2 separate regions of the Mus musculus genome follow, and region 1 is linked to region 2. Evidence: chromatin loops called from intact Hi-C (ENCODE). Cell type or tissue: heart. All regions are shown on one strand. Links, peaks and the distances in the headings refer to the core of each region. The heading gives the core; the rest is flanking DNA. Region 1 overlaps Grip1 (glutamate receptor interacting protein 1). Region 2 holds the start of Helb (helicase (DNA) B).

Region 1 (9,464 bases), core at 636-8,635, 310 kb after region 2:
ATCTCAGTGGCAGGAATAGAAGCAGGACACAGCCATGATCCACAGGTGAAAGAGGAAGGGAGGAGGGGCCAAAGTTGATGGTGATGACGACGATGATGACGACGATGACAACAACAACAATAAAGCTGGGGAGATGGGGGAGCTTTGAATTCTGAAAGTTACCCTATATGTCATTCTCAATGCTGTCCCCACCGCCGGCATGGCTTGGGTCTTGAGTGCTGAGGAAGGGCTAAAGTAGTTTCTCATTGAGTTCTCACAGGATTGCTTCCTGCAAAGGCCTAGGCTTAGCAAGGTAAAACCCGGAACCCAAATAAATGTATGTGTTCAAAATAGGCAGCACAAAGAGCTGACTCACTAGTGTTGTGAAGTGATTAGCAGGATGGATTGACGCACCCTCCGCTGTTCCTGGTTCCCTCGGATGCTGGTGACAATTAAGATGGCCCCCTCCACACAGTGCAGTGGTATCTGCAGTCACTGCTAGGTCATCATCAGATAGTGCAGATCTCTAGAGCTTGGTTCTCTTGGGTTTCTGCCTTCTAACCAACATTCCCTTTATCTTCCTGACTCGGAGACCTACTGGGGTGCTTCCTGCTGCTATGAGTTTGATTTTGGTGGTTGTTGTTGTTTAAATGCCACAGACGCACAGCAGGGTCGTCGAGTATTAAATCTGCCCGTTTTATTCCTTGTAAAAGTTTGAACACTGGGGATATCATAAAGATCCAAGTGTCAAAGACCTGGTCTCCTAGATGTCCATATCAAAAGTGCAGGGACTTCTATGAGGTAAGGCTTTGTGGGAGATGCTCAGGTCATTGGGTGTGTACCCTCCAATGTAGTCAGACAACACCAGTCTATTCGTCTCTCCATTCCATGACTCATGACTGAAGTGTTTCTGCTCCTATCACACACTCGTGACTTTTCCTCCCTCTGTGTTTGTCTTTCTTTATTTGAATTATCGGAGATCAAACTTAGGGTCTTCTAGATGGCATGCAAGGGCTCGTCAGCTGAGCTATACTACCTGACGCTAGTCTCAGAGCATTGGGAGCAAATGGTCACGTGCAAGAATATCCAAAGCTATAAAAGTAATGGTTTTCTTGTTGTAAATCGGTGATTATATCAGCTAAGTAATTATAGTCACAGAGAGCTTGGCCTAGTGCCCTTCAGATTCATCCATGCTGTAGTAAGTACCAGGACTCTCTTCTTTGAGGCTACTATTCCTGGTATACAGTGCATCTTCCTCATCAGATCACCCATCGATGGACACGTAGGCTGATACCATTCCCTGCCTTTCATCAATAATGCTGCAATGGACATGCCCATGACCAGTCTATCCCGATGATTTCCTTTGTCCATGTTGTTTAGATAAGGGATTACCAGATTACAAAGTAATTTGGGACCTTCTATGCTATTTTGAATAATGATACCATTTTCCATTCCTACCTACAGTGTCTAGGGTTCTCCCCCCACCCCCACCACATTCCTGTCATTCTCTGAACTAGGTTTTCGAGGGACATTCAGGAGCTTGCTTGATCCAAAGGGAATCCCAGGAGGATGAGACTTTGGGCCTGGCACAGGCTAATGAAAACCACCAGCCCTACATCCACTGCTTACAGGAAGAAACAAAACTGGTGAGCTGTGAACAGAGCCCCAAAGTAATGGCCCAATTTACCTTTGAAATATAATAAAATGTCTTTTAAGCAGGAGATTAGAGACTTTCTTGGCATAATCCACAGCACAGGACAGCTCTGGAGTAAATTTACACCCTGTCCTTCCCGCTCCCCACCCCCCTCCTTTGGTGTTCCATTATCAATCTCTCAGCGGGGCTGGGATTTCAGCAGAATTGGAAATAACAGCATTCTGCAAATCCCTGCGCGGTCCTGCTGTCCCCCCTTCTCCCCCATCACACGCGGATGCCTCTGAGCTGTTGCAGATTAAAGGTAATTCTCGGTCATTACTGGTGTCATTTATCACCCTCCCTGCGTGTTTCTTTTGTGCAAACCTTGAGGAAGCCTCACTCATTTGTGGAAGTTCAGACTCTAAGTGGAGAATGAAGCTGTGGCCTTTTTTCCTTCTTTTTCTCTTTCCTGGGCAGTACTTCTAGGTGTTTCTTAGGATACAGCCCCTTCCACTGCTGCGACGATGACAGCCAGGGCCAAGCTTGTCAGGAGACAAAAGACAAGGCCATCTATCACCATCATTTGGAAATCTCATCTAGCGAAGGATTTATGATCTGCTGGGGTTCAGAGGAGATTAAAAGAAAACAAAACAGAGGTTGAATAAAGAATGTCTGCTGGCACATGAAGACGAGAGGGATTTCAGAGGAGACCCGAGGTGATTGGCATGCAGTCAGACGTGCCACATGACCCAGGACACTGTGCCACACCGGCGTGGTCGGGGAGAGTTGGAGACTGCTAAGTGGCATGGTTGTGCCATTTGAAGAGCGGCCCACCTCCGGAACATCTGATGTGGACAGGAGAGAGGGGCATGCATACAGAACTGTGGAACCAGACTCTTATGGTCAACAAGCTATCCTATAGGCTAGACACAATGACAGCCTCGTGCCTCAGCCTTCCTGGTTTTCCATGAAGGGGTTGGTTGTTATGATCTTAATTCAAGATGTAAACCTAGAACTCCCTCCCCGTTAGAAAGTAACCAACATTCAGTAAATGCTAGGCTGGCCTCCCAAAAGCCACCAGTGACCCACTCTCATTGAACTGTCAAGAAGGGTAGAGAAGTTACCAAGACTATTTACAATAGCCTCAGTACAGGGGTGCTGCTGGAATGTGTTATTGCCACACATGTCGCCATGCCAACAGCATCTCTCTAGTCATCCTAGCCGTTCCAGAGAGCCAGGTCTTAAACTGGACGGGTGAAACCTCTGTCTTAACTGGTTATCAGACTGGTGGCTTAAGGGACACTTTGTAACCTATAAATGTACTGGTTTTGCCTGAGTGGAATTTAGAAATGACTCAGCTGCATAGCTCACTACAACTTGTGCTTCTTTTAAATGACACACACACGGGGCTTGCCTTAGAGAATTGATACAAGTTCACCTCACCTAGTGCCTACAGTTTTGTACGGTGACTCTCGGGGGGGACTGAACAACAGAACCCACCTCTTCTAAATGTGGACCAAATACGTCCCAGATTTCCCCAGTGGCTTAGCAGGCTTCTTACATCCACTGTAGCTTGTCTGAATCTTCTAGGGACTTAAGATTCTTGTCTCTTCTTATAGGTTCCCTTGGGTGATGCACCTCCCAGATACAGTTTCTTCCTCTTACAATGTAATTTGATGAGATACACCCCTCCACAGCTCCTTCTGGGACCAACACCCCCCCCCCTCCGCCCCCAGCTACCCAATGGAGCCTCTCTTAAAAATCCACCAAGTCCAGTCTCTGCTGCCCACATACTCTTGGCTATGTGGCCTTCACTGGAGGGTGGTCCACTCACCGGGGGTTGCCCTCTTGAAGAAAACTGATATGCCCCCTTTAGCAATTATTACTTCCCAATAGCTGCTGAGATGGGGGTGGGCGCTCATGCCCTCTTCTCCTCTCTAGGCTGGATTTTTGTTTTGCGTGAGCTTGTACAGACCTTGCACGTGACGCCTCAGCTGCTGTGAATCCACACGTGCAACTGCACCACGGTATCCCCAAGACACTGTTTTCCTGTCGCTAACTCCTGCTCTGATCTTCTTACAAGCTCCCTTCCCCTTTTAGTGCATCTGTCAACCCTCCCTAGAGAGAAGCTTCCCTTGGCAGTCGACAGTGATCCACACAGACACCCACAACTGCTCAAGGTACAGAGAGTCAGAGACTCTGCAGTGCTTGGTCTGAAGGAGACATCTTTGGTCTTACAACCTCTCCTCCCAAGGCACAGGCGTCCTCAGGGAAGAAGAGCTGGGAAGAACGTAAGAGTCAGATGCATATTTTAAAGCTCCAAACTGGTCCAAGGAGGCGCTCCTGCTGGTAAAATGCGCACCTGCGAGTGGCCCTACTGTGTGCAGAACTTCCAGGAGAACCACAGGTTTGCTCTAAATCTTACAAAAAATGCTTCTTGCTTTATTGGCTTCGTGAGGGACAGGGAAAGCCCATACTCGCTCTTCCTCAGGTTACAGCTATGTCAGGGAGGTACCATGAGTCATGAGTAAGTTACTCGGGTGTGGAAAATGAAAGACTCTGATTAGGAGGATGCTTGTGAACAGATGACAAATGTAGAGGGTGACGTCATTGCAGTCAAAGTCTCCATATTTACAAACATATGCACTTACTCTATCATTTCACTACCTAAACTCTCCTCACCTTTGTCACTTTTCTCACATAGAAAGCCACTTACTTATAGCTCTGGTGGCATCACTGAGAGCATTAAGGTAACATCCATTGTCAAGACACTTTACTGCCATCTGCTGGTAGAAACATGCCATTACTCACTACATACTCTGGCTAAGATGTGAATGGTACCCCATCCATCAGCTCTGATTTGGACAATGTCTGACCACTCCCAACAACCTGTGAGCTCTGAGCATCTCCACGAGGGGGAGCAGCGGAAAGCGGTTGCTACGTTGTTTTGAAGAAAGAAGTTTAAGGATAACTTTAATACTCAAAAGAGAGTGGAGTTTCTGCGAATTAATTATCTCTTTCCCCAGAGCACTTTATTCCTTTCTGTGGTTGTGAAAACCAGGCTTTGAATTCTATTCTGACCTGACTGTGCTAGAAGGGACATGGGGATGCTATGTCGTCGTAAATGTTTGATATGACTATGATTTTACTGCTCCCCATATCTGCCAGAACCAGCTTCTTCAGCCGACAGTGAAGAAAACAGAGAATGCCTACCAGCAAGGCTTGTATTACTGTCAGGGGGAATGCTTGATACAGCACAATCAACAGCGATATTAACTGCTGTTGACTCCGGAGGTGATATTAATTATTGATGCCGTTCCTGTGATCTCACGTTCTTCCCAATGTGCAGAGACATTGTTACTCTAGTTTCCCATCTTACAATCACCATTATTGAGACGTTTCTATGTCACAGAGGTAGACCAGAGTCTGAGTCTGCAACTCTGCGAACAGGTACCCTGTGGCCAAGGGCGGAGCCAGTGCCAGGCTTAAACTAGTTAAGATAGTCTGCTTTCACACTTGAACTGGGCCTGATGGCTCCCTGGACCCTTGAAGTCTTATGGAGGTCTGTTGATGATATTGTCATAATGCCATAAAGGAAATGGAAATCATAGAGTAATGACACAGAGAATGGCTTCTTGGTCCTCTATCTACATCACTGTCCTACTGACGTCATGGCGACTTCAACAGGAGAAACGCACTGGCTAAGAGAATCCGCTTCGGGAACTAGCTGAGTTGCTGACCGCAGAAGGGCACAGCGCATGTGCAGAAGACCCTTACGCGCCAGAGAGGTCTCTGCTCAAAGCACAGTGCTGACAGAGCACGCAGCCCAAGCCTTTTCTTCCTAGCATCTGTTTATACAAATTCTGACCAGGTGGCAAACTCTTCCCCTCTGCTCTCAAGCAACAGGATGCAGGACAGAGAACACCTGTTCCAAAACTGCTCTGATTAGCTGGAAGCTGGCAGGTATAGCAAGGGCTGAGGGCCACTCGGCAGGAGAGGATCCTGCTGCCTTGTCAGCCCTTGGCTCTGCTCCTGATCTTGGCTGTAGTCCCTGTCGGTGGCTAATGGGATTGATCCACGGGCATAAATCTTTAAACTCCTGCTGGCAAGTGCGACGTTATCTTATCCAAGGCCACCACAGTGTGCCACTGCTATCTAAAAGCAAATGTTTCCAACTTGAGGAAGATACTGGAGGTGCAGGTAGGGGTGTGATGCCCTCCGCTCTCACACAGCTTCCGGGGAAAGTGTGTCATTCAGGTGATTGTGCATGCACACGTGAGTGGACGTCTTTCATGATTTATGTATGCGAGTTTGCTTAGAGAAGGTAATGATAACCAAGTCAGCACGTGCTGGTTGGAGAAATAGAAGCAACACTCCCAGGGGAAACTTAGGGGAGCAATAAATAGAGGGGGAGGTGAAGAACACTGTGGGAGAGTATCCTAGACAAGGGAGTGTGTGCAGGACGGAGGAGACCGAAGCTCCATGAAGAAGGAACAACATGGGAGATTGGAGATGGGGTCTGAAGGGAAAGGACAGAGCTCAGGGAAGAAGGGACAGAAGAGCCGAAGTGGGAGGAGTGGGTGAGAAGCTGGTGTGTCGTTGAAAAGCCCCATCAGGACAGCCCACTGCAGCATGCATGCACTGGACACTCCTTAGGGTGTCTCAGCCATGGTCCCTCAACCCAACAGGCACACACATTTCGGCCGGCCCTTTTAGGTTTCTAAGGATAGAAAACTCTCACACAGAATGCTGTCATGTTAGTATCTGCTTGCTGATACTAAAGCACTGATCTAAACTTGACTCACAACAGTGATAAGAGGGAAATTCTAGATTTTGTTGTTGTTGTTGTTGTTGTTATTTACAGACATAAAAGTCAAAGGGCAGCATGAACCTAAGTCAGAGATAGAATATAGTCAGTGTGGTTAAGAAACTTAGAAAATAATTATAGAATGTTAGAGCCAAGGAAGGGATATTTGGAAGCTTGCAACCAACGGAGTTTGGTGTGTGCTCAAAACTGCTCAGGAAATGAAGGTTTCTGTGAATCTTCTAATTTCAATGGTTCTTAAATCACACTCCCTGTGATTTGAGGTTGCTCTGGGTTTTGTACAGCAACTCTGTAACTCTAAACTGAAGAGTCCACCCATTGTGAATGTGAACATGAACGTAAGTCTAATTTATTAAGCAGGTGTTATGCTCTGTGAACAGTTGTGAATGGATGGATGCAGGGATGAGCAGTATATTAAGAAAAATACAAATGGAATGACTTGACCTTTCATCATCGAGAGCAGAAGGACCGATGCTTAAAGATGTATTTATTTTTATTTTAGGCGCACAAACGATGTGCCAGCAGGAGTGTCTGTGCAGCACATGTATCCTCCGCCTATGAGACCAGAAAAGGGAAGCAGATCCCTTGGAGCTGATGTTACAGACCGTCCTGTGCTGCCACGAGGGTGCTGGGAACCAAACTCGGTCCTCTACATGAATATCAAGTACTCTTAACTGTTAAGCCATCTCTCCAAAACCCGGGACTGAAATTTAAAGGGTAGAGAAAAAAAAAAAAACCAAAAAAACCAAAAAAACAGTTTTCTCTTCCTCCTTCCCTATGTCCTATTTTCTTCGCATCAAGAGAAGGATAAAAATAGCCCTGGCCTTTTGCTGACTTCTGAGGGATGTGGGAACGGATAAATGCGTTCGGGTGTGTCAAGCTCCTGAAGTTCCTTAGGGAGAAGCCACAGGTTTTAATGTCATAATAACAAGCTACTTGTTAAGCTGTTGCTCCTCTAAACATATCATAAGTATCTTCAAACCAAGGTTGGAGCAGGTCACGTGCCCAATAGCAAACTTCTGCCAGCTCACCTGGCTCTTAGCCTGGTGCTTCTCTGGGGCTCAGTGTGGGCTAATACTGAATCTGAGTTTATTTAGGTTGAGTGGTTTGAGCTGGAGGTGTGATGTCTTCCTGCAGGGAACTGAATAGGAGCAGGGATGGCCCTGACGCCATCTTCCTCTGTCTACTAGACTCCAGGAGAGAGGGGGCGGGGTAGGGAGAGGAAAACAGTGGATATCAAGCTTTTCCAAGCTTGTAACACTTTTTTTTTTGTAGGAAGTAACACCACATTTCTCATGCATGTCTCCATGGAAAAACGTATTGTTCTGATTAGAAAACACACATCAAGGTCCCCACCTCAATAAAGAGAAGTAAAATAAAAATAAAAGCTTATTCATTCTCTTAATATTGATCCAGACAATATATCTAGATTTGCCTGGATTCTAGATGTAGAAAGGTCTTCTCTACATAGAGTTAAATACAGAAAAGAATATGAAAAGTAATGTTTTCTGCAATATGTAAAATATTAAGCACTGGAAAAAAAAGAAAGACACTGATAAATGGGACCTTGCAGTCTCATGATATCGGTCAGATTTTTAAAAAGTCATCATACCGCCATTGCGTACCTGGGCTTGAACACGCACTGGGAAGAACACAGCAGAAGTAAGACATACGTGAGCAAAGAAACTAAAACCGTAACTTCACACAAGTTAGAAGCCAGGCTGTACCTATGTACAATAGCATTTTTTAATATATGAACACACCATATGCTTTTAAAATATCAAGTATATGAAGCTGCATTTGTGCGGAGCCATATTCTCATTTCCGTTCAGGACACCACCCTTTGGAAGTTCCCTTCTCCCAGATTCTGCGCAGCTTAATTTCTCCTTCCCGGGATGGTTCTGTTTCAACTGTCTTCACTTTATCAACTTAGACCAAAAAAAAAAAAAAACCCTGCTAGTCTCTGAAGTGAAACTTCAGGAAGCATTTTGTCCTCTAGATGGGACCTTGTCCTCATTAGAATTGGGAAAAGAAAATGTATTAGCTACTTCGCTCTTTGCTGTGACCAAACCCTGGTCACAAAGCAGCTTAAAGGAGGAGAAGATACTTTGGTTCAAGGTTGGAAAGGATCTGGTCCGTCATGATAAAGAACGCTTGGAAGCAGGGGCGCCATGGTCGCCAGGAAACAGTCTCGAGGGCTGGTTCTCGGCTGGCTTTCTCCTTTCCCCCTTTGTTTCAGCCTGGGGCCCCAGGCCATGGCCTGGTTCTACTCAGATTCAGGGCTGGAAAAGCCCCTCTCTCTCTCACACACACATACACCTAACGGTGTGCCTCCCTCATCAATACCTCAGGTATCCAAGTTGACAATCAAACTCAGTTACCACAGGAAATACGCAGCTTTGCTTCGAGGGAGTTCCTTTAACGCATTGAGTATTGTTTCTCCATCCTTGGCTCCAGAGCAGCCTTCTACCTTGTCCTACAGGAGTGAAATCTGACTTTTGTAGATGCTTAGGAAATTCAAGATAGACTACACAAACACACTATTCACATCCTCTATTGTTACCATGATAAACTTAATTATTTATTTCTTTGATTTTTTGTTTTGTTTTGTTTTGTTTTTCAAGACAGGGTTTCTCTGTGTAGTCCTGGCTGTCCTCAAACTCAGAAGTCCGCCTGCCTCTGCCTCCCAAGTGCTGGGATTAAAGGCATGCACCACCACTGCCTGGCATCTTTGAATTTTTAAGGCACAGTATTTGGAGCGTGACGGCCTGGGGTGAGACCACAGAACACATATTTCTACTCTGTGACTATGAATACATGCAGGTCTTTGTGAGCCAGGAACATTGTAACACCTGTCTTTGAGTTTTTTGAGGGTAGCTTTGTGCCCTTCAGGTAGCCCTGCAAATGGTAGCTATTACATAATGATCGCTTTCTTCCTGTCTCCGTCTTATCATAGTATGTGTCAGGACCACATCACATTAGAACATCATAGGTCTACATAAGCCAGCTCTCCCTGATTCAGGAGCA
Region 2 (9,464 bases), core at 1,074-9,073:
GCATCTGACTTCTGGGGTAGGGTAAGCCATGCGTCTTACTTGGAAGCACAGTTTGTGGAGTATTTTTCCTGTATCTGGGCACTTTCTCCTTCGGTAGAGACATCTATGAAGCGCAGGCAGAAAGCATGTAACAGACAGACAAGGAGGAGGGCTGTGAATGTGAATTTTTGGGCTTCACTACTGTGTGACAAGACTTCTTCCTAGAGAGCTGCTACATCCATGTCTTTCTACTCCAGATATGGAGAGTGTGACAGACCACAGTACAGATACTACCAAAGTTCAACTTGGTGAGCCAACAAGATTTGTTTTTATTTTGAAGTTACTTACAGGAGTATGGGTGAAGGGCTGTTTACAGGAGCAGAAATGACTCAAAGACAGCTGCATCACCAAGGCCCACCCCAGCACAGGTGACAGCTCACAAAATCTGGGAACCTGGAGCACACTGCAGCCTGTAGATGGCTCAAAAGGTTGGTGAGTACTGCTTCCAAGTTACTTAGTTGGACATCTCCCAGGCAGCTTGGCTGGTTTCTGCTTTTATCCCCAGACAGCTGGCCTGATTTCAGAGTCTTCTTTGCAGCCTGGTTTGTGTGAGAGTGACTCTAGGCTACTTGGCTTATTTGCTCTTGTGAAGAAAGGGTCTAGTGAATGTGTTCAGTTTCAGGGACTTCCTGTAGCATGTTTGAGTTGTTTAGCATCTGTCTTAAGGAGCTTCCCTGCAAGGTGGAATGTAGTAGTCATGGAGGAAGCTGCTACAAAATGGTGATAAGGAGGTCCCAGCATCTGTGGCTACCTGCACAGGATGCATCCAGGCAAACCTAGGCACAGATGAGGAGACGCTCCCCAAACTCCATCTTTTGCTGAGGAGGTCACAGAAGTCGTAAGCAGGTCGGTGACAGATATTTGAGGGGTGAATTTCAGAGAGCAAATACGGGGGGACACCAATAAGGAGGCCAGCAGAGAGGCTTAAGATGGATCAGAATATAAATGGCCAGACAGGCAGGACAGAAACTTGAGAGAGATGCGAAGAAGCAGAGGTCAAGGCCTCCAAACACTTTAGGATACCATAGCTATCCGTGCCAAATATTGCTGAGAGTTCAGGTAAAACACAGGCTAAAAGGTATCCTCTGCTGGCGCCTGTATTGTAACAATAACCACGTGTGAAGGAAGTGAATGAATAAGAAGCAAAAGGAGAAGGAGGTGGCTACTCCTAAAGTGAGGAGGAGATTTGTATTGTAGATATACGGGGAAGCTGGCAGAACAAGAGTACAGGCTGAACATGGCCTGCAGACTAAACGGGACCTTGAGAGGCCGGTGGTGGGGGGAGAAGAACGAGCAAGAGAGGAGCGGCCCACCAAGGTGGCCCAGGCCAAGTGGCCAATGGAGAGCACAGGGTAAACAAAAGGCGGAATTATACAGGGAAGGGAAGCAAAGCTCATGGGCTGGAGACGTTCAAGACAAGGGGAGGGGTGTGCTAGCCTTATCCTGTAACTGGCTGGGGCTAAGGGATGCAGGGAGAACCTGGCAGCCAGGTAGCATTGATATGTTAAATAGGCAACTAAGTAAGACAATTGTCTCCAGTTGGTTACTGGTAGTAATTCAAACTGTGTAGCAGAGCCTTGGAAACAAAGTTTTCCTCCCAGGAATATTTACCAATATACCTTAGGGGAAGATTAGTTCAGTTTTTCTCAAAACACATTATACCACAGTCCCTCTACATCTGTGGGGGGGGTGATTTCTGACCTCCTCAGATACTAGGGAAAATGCTATAGAGAGGGATAGAGAGATGGCTCTAACTGCTCTTCCAGAGATAGGTCCATTCCCAGCACCCACGTGACAACTAAGTATACAGCCTGGAAGTTTTGCTTTGGGTATGCAGAGTGCACAGACACATATGCTAGCAAAAAAAAAAAAAAAAAAAAAAAACCTCACGCACATGAAAAAAAAAGGAATCTAAAAGAAAGATGCCTGTGCGTATTCGTTATGGTTGATCCTATGCACGTGACATTTGGGTATGACAAATGCCTTTATTAGAAACCAGCAACACAGCTTTGGGGTTTAATAAAAACATAGTTTTTAGGATTAACGTTAGGATAATTACATAATAAACAATAACCTTAAAGTAAAATAGTATTTTATAGCGCCCCTTAAAGGGCACCGCGACTTTTAAACACTATCCATCTAGAGAACCGCGGCCGCAGTATTCAGCTTTTGTTCTTTTTTTTTTCTTTTCTTCTTTTTTTCTTTCGAGACAGGGTTTCTCTGTATAGCCCTGGCTGTCCTGGAACTCACTTTGTAGACCAGGCTGGCCTCGAACTCAGAAATCTGCCTGCCTCTGCCTCCCTAGTGCTGGGATTAAAGGCATGCGCCACCAAGCCCGGCTGTTCTTTTTTTTTCTATCTCAAGTCTGCATATTCTCTGGGCTACAAGTCCCCACCTTTTGCTTTACTGAAAACAGGAACTAGGGCGGTGGACCTAGAGTGTGTTCCAGGTCAGCCAGGGCTACACAGAGAAACCCTATCTCGAAAAAACAACAAAACAAAACAAAACAAAACAAAACAAAACAAAACAAAACAAAAAGAAGTCGAGGAGAGTAGTATATAAACGGGAAAGAAAGCCAGTGGTTTCCAAAGCGGGAAAAGCATAAAAATGGACAACCCAGGTCATGCATTAAAAATGAGAAAGTACATCACAACTTTAACTCCCAATGCAGAGGATATATACAAAGGGACCTAGTTATCTACTTGGATAAATGCCCTCCCTACATGATGTAAATTCAACTTCTCCGCGGCGCTTTTACGTGTAAGGAGGCACCTAGCCGTCGCCACCACGCTCTCCGGATTGGAGATTCACTCTTTTGGGTAGTGCCCCAAGGTCTTTAGAGGCCTCTGCTGTGTTCTTTTTAAGAGAGCGGGCAGAGGATGCCCTGCTTTCCCGGGGTTCTCTGCGCCCAAGAGTCGTGACCTTTCACCACGTCTCCTTCTCCGCAGGAAACGCCCAGCACCTCTAAAAAGAGCAGTTCTGAAACTGTCAGCAGCCAGCCCGCCGTGGTACCTCCCAGCCTGCTGGTCCCGCCTGTCACCAGTCTCCTCCTTTGGGGCGGAGCATCGCTCAGACCACGCCCCCATACCGCCCGCCTCCTGGATGTTCCCGGAAGCTGACCGGCTTACCCGGGTCGAGTTGATTGGTTGCAGTTTTGGACACCGCGCGCCAGGTTTTGTAGAGTTGTTTTGAGCCAAGTTCGCCGAAGAGATAATGGCTAGGCAGGATCGTCTGCGCGAGCTCCTGGGCCCTCTGCACCCGTACAAGAGCGACGACGAGGAGGAGGATTGTGCGCAGGAGGAGGAGGGGGAGCAGGAGGAGGAGTTTGTGGATGCCGAGGAACTCTGCAGCGGGGGCATCAAGGCGGGCAGCCTCCCTGGGCGCGCGCGAGGTGAGCCAGCGCCAGCCGGGCCGGGTTGGCAGGGGTCAAAGAAGTATTTTCGATTCTCACTGCCCGGCACCCAGCGTCCTTGACTGTTGACAGACAGACCTGTGGTGTGACTGGCTGCTTCACCGTACTTAGATGTGGTAGTAATAGTCGTAATGACTCAGAGCACATACTGTGTTAAGCTTGGTTTTTTCATATATCGTCTCGCTTAAAGTTAACAGTTGGGGGTAGTTTTACAGTCGAGGAAATAGATGCACCCTCATTCCCACCCAGAAACAGAATCCTTTAATTATTGTACCACGCTGGCTGAATAAGAGACGGAGTTGCTGTTAAGCAACTTTGAGAAAAAGAGCAAGCGCGCGGAAACACACGGCCACACACACACACACACACACACTCACATACACACAGATTTACACATATACATACACACATACATAAACACACTCATACACATTTACACACATACACTTACACATACATATACATGCCCACACATTCACACATACATGTTCATACACACACACACACACACACACATTGTATTTTCATGGTCTAGTACAGTAATAGCTGCTGACCAGGACCATGTGTGGCAACTGACCATTGGCAATTTAAACACAACTTTGGCTGTGTTTGAAATTAAATAGAAAGGATTACATGTTGATGGAAGTGTAACTGGCTATCCTGGCCAAGCATTTGCTACTGGGACAGGCCAGGGAGAGAAAATGGCGAAGTTGCTGTCTCAGTGGAAATACTACTTGTGAATTAAGCAGCCATTTTGGTTTTTTTTTTTTTTTGAGATTTATTTATTTTGTGTACATGAGTGCTCTATCTGCATCTATACCTGCATACCAGAAGAGGGCATCAGATCCCATTATAGATGATTGCGAACCACCATGTGGTTGCTGGGAATTGAATTCAGGACCTCTGGCAGAGCAGCCAGTGCTCTTGGCTGAGCCATCATGTCTATAGCACCTAGGCAGACATTCTTTAATCAGAGAAGTAACCCCAACTTAGTACTTAGTACCAGACAGCACTTGGAGAAGTGACATTCATGAGATGCAGACACGGCTTTGCTAAAGAAGTCCGCTGAGCTGAGCTCTGTGGTAACTGTAGGAACTGGCCAGGAGCAGCATGTACCTCTGAGTAACTTCATGCAGAGGGAGGCACCATGGAAAATTCTTTAAGACCTACATAAAGGCTGATACTGGCTAAGGCGGCGGTAATAGGGAGACTGGATTTAGAAGAATCAGATTCATGGCTTGAATTGTGCCTACTTCAGCAACACCCAGATGGAGCAGCATTCTGTTGTAGACAGAGTCAGTCAGAGTGAGGTGTTCCAGGTAGCGGGTAGATGTCTGTATGGGTGCTGCCTGTGTGTATGTGTGAGGGGATCAGAGTGAGGTAAATGTCGAGGGAAATCATAACAAATTTCCTGTTATCTCCCCTTCTCATTTAGTGTCTATCCCTGATGAGTATACTAAAGAGAAATGTACCGTGTACGGACGTTTCCCACTCAAAGGTCCGTGGTGGCGCGTGAAGGTCCAGGTCCTGAAACCCCAGCGATCCAGGAGCTATCAAGTTCAAGGCTTTCCGGCATACTTTCTACAGGTTGATATGTCGCCACCAGATCAAAAACAAATCTGTTCGCTTTTTCTTAAAGAATGCAACTTAGCCTCTGAGCGCATACAGGAATTTTTAAAATGGGTAGAAAAAGTGTCAAGCTTTGAAAATCTACACTTTGAAAATCTTTGGGAAACATTAAGGCTTTTCTACAGAGAAACCGAAAAGAAAGATAAAAAGCTGTCTACACCAAGGGAGCAGCAGGGTGAGGAGATGAGAGTGGAAAAATCATGTAAGTACTATTTCTATTGGTGAGTTTTGGTGTCAGCCAGACATTCAGGGACTGGAGTGCTTCAACTGTTAATTTTGCTGTACCTTCCACGGATAAATTGAGCATCTCTAATCAGAAACTCTGAAATGCTCTATGAGGTAAAACTTTTTGACCATGGACATGGTAGACCAGGCTGGCCTCGAACTCAGAAATCCGTCTGCCTCTGCCTCAGAAGTGTTGGGATTGAAGGCGTGCACCACCCTGCCTGGCTAAAACTGTTATTTTTTTAACAGTTTAAAGTAAGTTAGTAGCTTTTATACTACAGGTGACATTTTCTGATCCATGGGCATGAACTCTGTCTCATTCACAAAATTATTATTTTCTTTTTTTGGTTTTTCGAGACAGGGTTTCTCTGTATAGCCCTGGCTGTCCTGGAACTTACTCTGTAGACCAGGCTGGCCTCGAACTCAGAAATCCACCTGCCTCTGCCTCCCGAGTGCTGGGATTAAAGGTGTGCGCCACCACGCCTGGCTCACAAATTATTAAAATCTTTTTACAGTGTTATTTTCAGCCTCTGTGTTTAAGGTGCCTATGAAAAGTAAATGGGTTGTATATTTAGGCTTGGGTCTCATCCCCACACCTTCTTCTTATATTATTATTATCTTAGATTATGGAGAAAAAAAAGGCCCAACTATTTCTTATAAGCATTTAAGAGCGAGGACACAAATTTTCTCATAGCCTGCAGGCCACATGTGGTCAGGGATAGCTATGAACATGGTTCAAGGGAAAATAACCTTATTTAAGATAGGATATTTAGCCGGGCAGTGGTGACGCACACCTTTAATCCCAGCTCTTGCAAGACAGAGGCAGGGTAATCTCTGAGTTCTAGGGCAGCCTGGTCTACAGAGTGAGTTCCAGGACAGCCAGGGCTATACAGAGAAACTCTGTTTCGAAAACCAGAAGAAAAAAAAAGACGTCAGATATATTGATTTTTATTTCTTTGTGACTTAGTTGTTTGGTTTTAAGACATAAACCTTTTCTGTGACAACATAAAAGTTTGGGCACGCCTGGGGTCCTCTTGGAAGTCGGTTTGATGAAAACGTTGTGTTGCCTTTGGTGTCCCTCCCCCGTGACGTGGATTCTGTATGGCCATCTTCAAGATCCAGGGCTTCCACCTTGAAACTGCGATTCTCTTTCTTGACTTTTGGGTTTGTGGAGAGAACTCTGAGTCACTAAAACAGAACCCAGTGCCCGTTTTTAAGAAGACAAAAGAGAAAGGAAAGCTTTGGAATTTTAGAAATATCCCAATTCCAAATGATTTAAAATAGCTGCACGCCGTGGATTTCACTGTGAACATCCACAGACTGAGAGAATTTCCTTCATGAAAGCAGAGGACGCTTGCACCACACCAAATGACTTCCAGGTCAAAAGGGCCGTAGTTCCAATTGGGAAAATAATTGTAAAGGTTAATGTATAAGTGGTTGGCTTTGTACTTGGTTTTAAGTTTACCCTTATGGGATGCATTCAAGGTTTATTTTTATAATTATGTTGCAAACAAAAGACTAAAGCATTAAGTGTATAACAAGCATTAAGTGTATAGAAAGTTTGCTGTTCATAACAAAGGAAGCAGTGACCTTGCTAGAAATTGTTTTATTAACTTTCTTAGTGCTTCAGGTAAGTTGAATAATCCTGATTTAGGGGTCTTGAGCGGATTGTGCTAAGAGAGAACACTCCCGCGGTCCGTCTGTCTGGGCTCACTTGTGTGTGCTTTGATTTGCTCTTTCCTGATCTCTTGCAGTCGCATTTATAAGTGCAATGGTAGCTCTGCAATTCCCCAAAGTCATGGAATTCCTTCCATCGCTTTTCCCTCGACACTTCAAAAGGCTCATCAGCTCGAGTTCTGATTGGGTGCTGGGATGCATAGAAGATGTTCTGGGTACACAGCCGTGGAAGCTGGGCTTCAGGAGGGTGAGTGAGACCCTGGGTCTGCGCATTTTGTCATCTTGTATATAAGGCAGAGTTCTTCAAATCTGGCAATATTTGAATTTCCTTCCATGGAGAATATATATGGATGTACTGCGTGTTACAGATAGACAGAAATGTCTTAGGTCTGTAATTTTTTTTTCCCCTAAGATTTATTTAGTATTATATGTAAGTTCACTGTAGCTGTCTTCAGACACACCAGAAGAGGATGTCAGCTCTCACTACAGGTGGTTGTGAGCAACCATGTGGTTGCTGGGATTTGAACTCAGCAGTCAGTGCTCTTGCCCGTTGAACCATCTCTCCAGCTCCCTTAGGTCTGTAATTCTGACACGAGGATAGAGTCAATGAATAATAAAGTCAGCCGGTCTTGGTGGCACACGCATTTAATCCCAGCACTCGGGAGGCAGAGGCAGGCGGATTTCTGAGTTCGAGGCTAGCCTGGTCTACAAAGTGAGTTCCAGGACAGACAGGGCTACACAGAGAAACCCTGTCTTGAAAAGCCAAAAAAAAAAAAAAAAAAAAAAAAGAATAATGAAGTCAGTTGAATCATCAACAGAGAACAAAATAGCGAGGTACATACCGTTCAGATTATTGCTGTTAATTTGGTCATTCAGTGTCACGTGGTAGTACATGCTTTTCAGCCACTCAGCTGTCATTTGCCAGTCTTGTTGAGGACAGCAGTTCTCAGGACTCCACTGAGTTCGTTCTGTTCTGCAGCACGCTCTCCCCCTTCCCAGTCTCAACCGCTGCAGACGTGTTCTCAGGATACATCACGCTGTCGTTCACTCCTTAATTGGCCCAGTAACCCCATTTACATGTAAGTCCAAATTTGTCGTTATTGTTAGAGATCAAGAGTCGAGAGCGGCCCTTGTGGACCAGGACGGTGCTAGGAGTCGATGTCTTTCTTAAATCTTGGTAGCTATCAAGTGGTTTTCCAAATTAAAATGTTGTTGATTAAGTTTGATCAGCTTTTAGTATGAGAATTAAGGGGTTTCTGCCTCCCATCCTAGCAAGGAAATAGAGGTACCCTTTGTTGACCTTCTCCAGAGGGGCTCTAGACTTAGGGAGCTAAGCCAGGAAGGATTCCTGGAAACGTGATGGATCATTCATCAGGGGACAGGTCTCTCCTTACCTTCGTGCTAGTATCAAGAAGCTTTGTGTTCGGTCTCTTTACTGCAGGAGTTGCTCTCCCTGGGGAACTTAAGCGAGCTTACTCCTTCATCGAAGGACATCAGTCTTAGGAGCTTCCGGCCCACTCAGTGCTGTGCCCTTCTTGAACATGCATCACCTCTGAATTAGTCAGGGTTCTCTAGAGTCACAGAACTTATGAGTAGTCTCTATAGAGTAAGGGGATTTGTTGATGACTTACAGTCTATAGTCCAACTCCCCAACAATGGTCTGCAGCAGCTGTGAATGGGAGTCCAAGGATCTGGCAGTTGCTCAGTCCTACAAGACAAGCAGGCAAAGAAGAGAGAGCGAATCTTCCTTCTTCCAATGTCCTCGTGGAGGTCTCCAGTAGAAGGTGTGGCCCAGATTAAAGGTGTGTGCCACCACCCCTGGATCTGGGACTTGCTTTGGCCCAGATGACCTTGAACTCAGAGATCTCCCTGTCTTCTGGGATTCATGGCCACTATGCCTCAAGATCTCCATACCAAGATCCAGGTCAGAAATTTGTATCTCCCAGCCTCCAGATTAGGATCACAGGTGAGCCTTCCAATTCTGGATTGTAGTTCATTCCAGATATAGTCAAGTTGACAACCAGGAATAGCCACTACAACCTCTTTGAAAGGCACTGTCTCCAAATGGAGTGCAATTCTGAGACAGTAGGGACTTTAGTGTTTGACTTTTGAGAGAACACTAGGTAGTCTATAAAAGGAACAGAGTTCCCCAGGAAGGGCATCCCCATGAAGATAATGGAGGTGAAGGATAATGTGGTGAGATGCCTCCTTTGTAGTGTTTGGGAAGAATTATCGATAAACACATGGCAAACCAAGCAAGCCAAGAGAATAAGACAGTTGTTCACTTCCCAATATGTGCTAAGGCCCCTGCAAATTCAATGTCAGTGAAGGATGCCTCTCCACTGGGAATCTTACATATTACATGTTAAACTGATTTCACTGGACTGATTAATTAAGAGTGTGTGTGTGTGTGTGTGTGTGTGTGTGTGTGTGTGTGTGTGTGCTAAAGCTCTTTCCCTAGGCAAGTAGTAATTGTTATCTT

Evidence for each region. A loop is a pair of places that touch in the nucleus more often than their neighbours do. Peaks named below come from ENCODE experiments on the same cell type or tissue, not always from the same donor. Only the 100,000 strongest peaks of a DNase experiment are listed, where the experiment ranks them.
Region 1: a loop joins it to region 2, with 4 times the contacts of the local background. A loop is called at or near these places in 29 of 42 quality-filtered maps.

Annotation. Positions count from the first base shown.
Region 1 is chr10:119,798,767-119,808,230 of GRCm38, reverse strand. The region is part of intron 1 of Grip1 (glutamate receptor interacting protein 1); the gene reads right to left. Gm51815 (a long non-coding RNA gene) reads left to right here. Exons shown (of 3, transcript XR_003949037.1): 3 at 1-9,464. Among named protein-coding and RNA genes, the nearest start is that of Gm51815, 16 kb to the left of the region's middle. In heart, for the core only: a CTCF peak has its summit at 4,395 (motif pointing left); no DNase peak of the experiment used is centred there.
Region 2 is chr10:120,106,651-120,116,114 of GRCm38, reverse strand. Helb (helicase (DNA) B) reads left to right here and starts at 3,150. Exons shown (of 13, transcript NM_080446.2): 1 at 3,150-3,430; 2 at 4,887-5,282; 3 at 7,060-7,229. The coding sequence starts at 3,253. In heart, for the core only: a CTCF peak has its summit at 4,269 (motif pointing right); a DNase peak (open chromatin) is centred at 3,114; H3K4me3 peaks cover 1,535 bases; H3K27ac peaks cover 1,184 bases.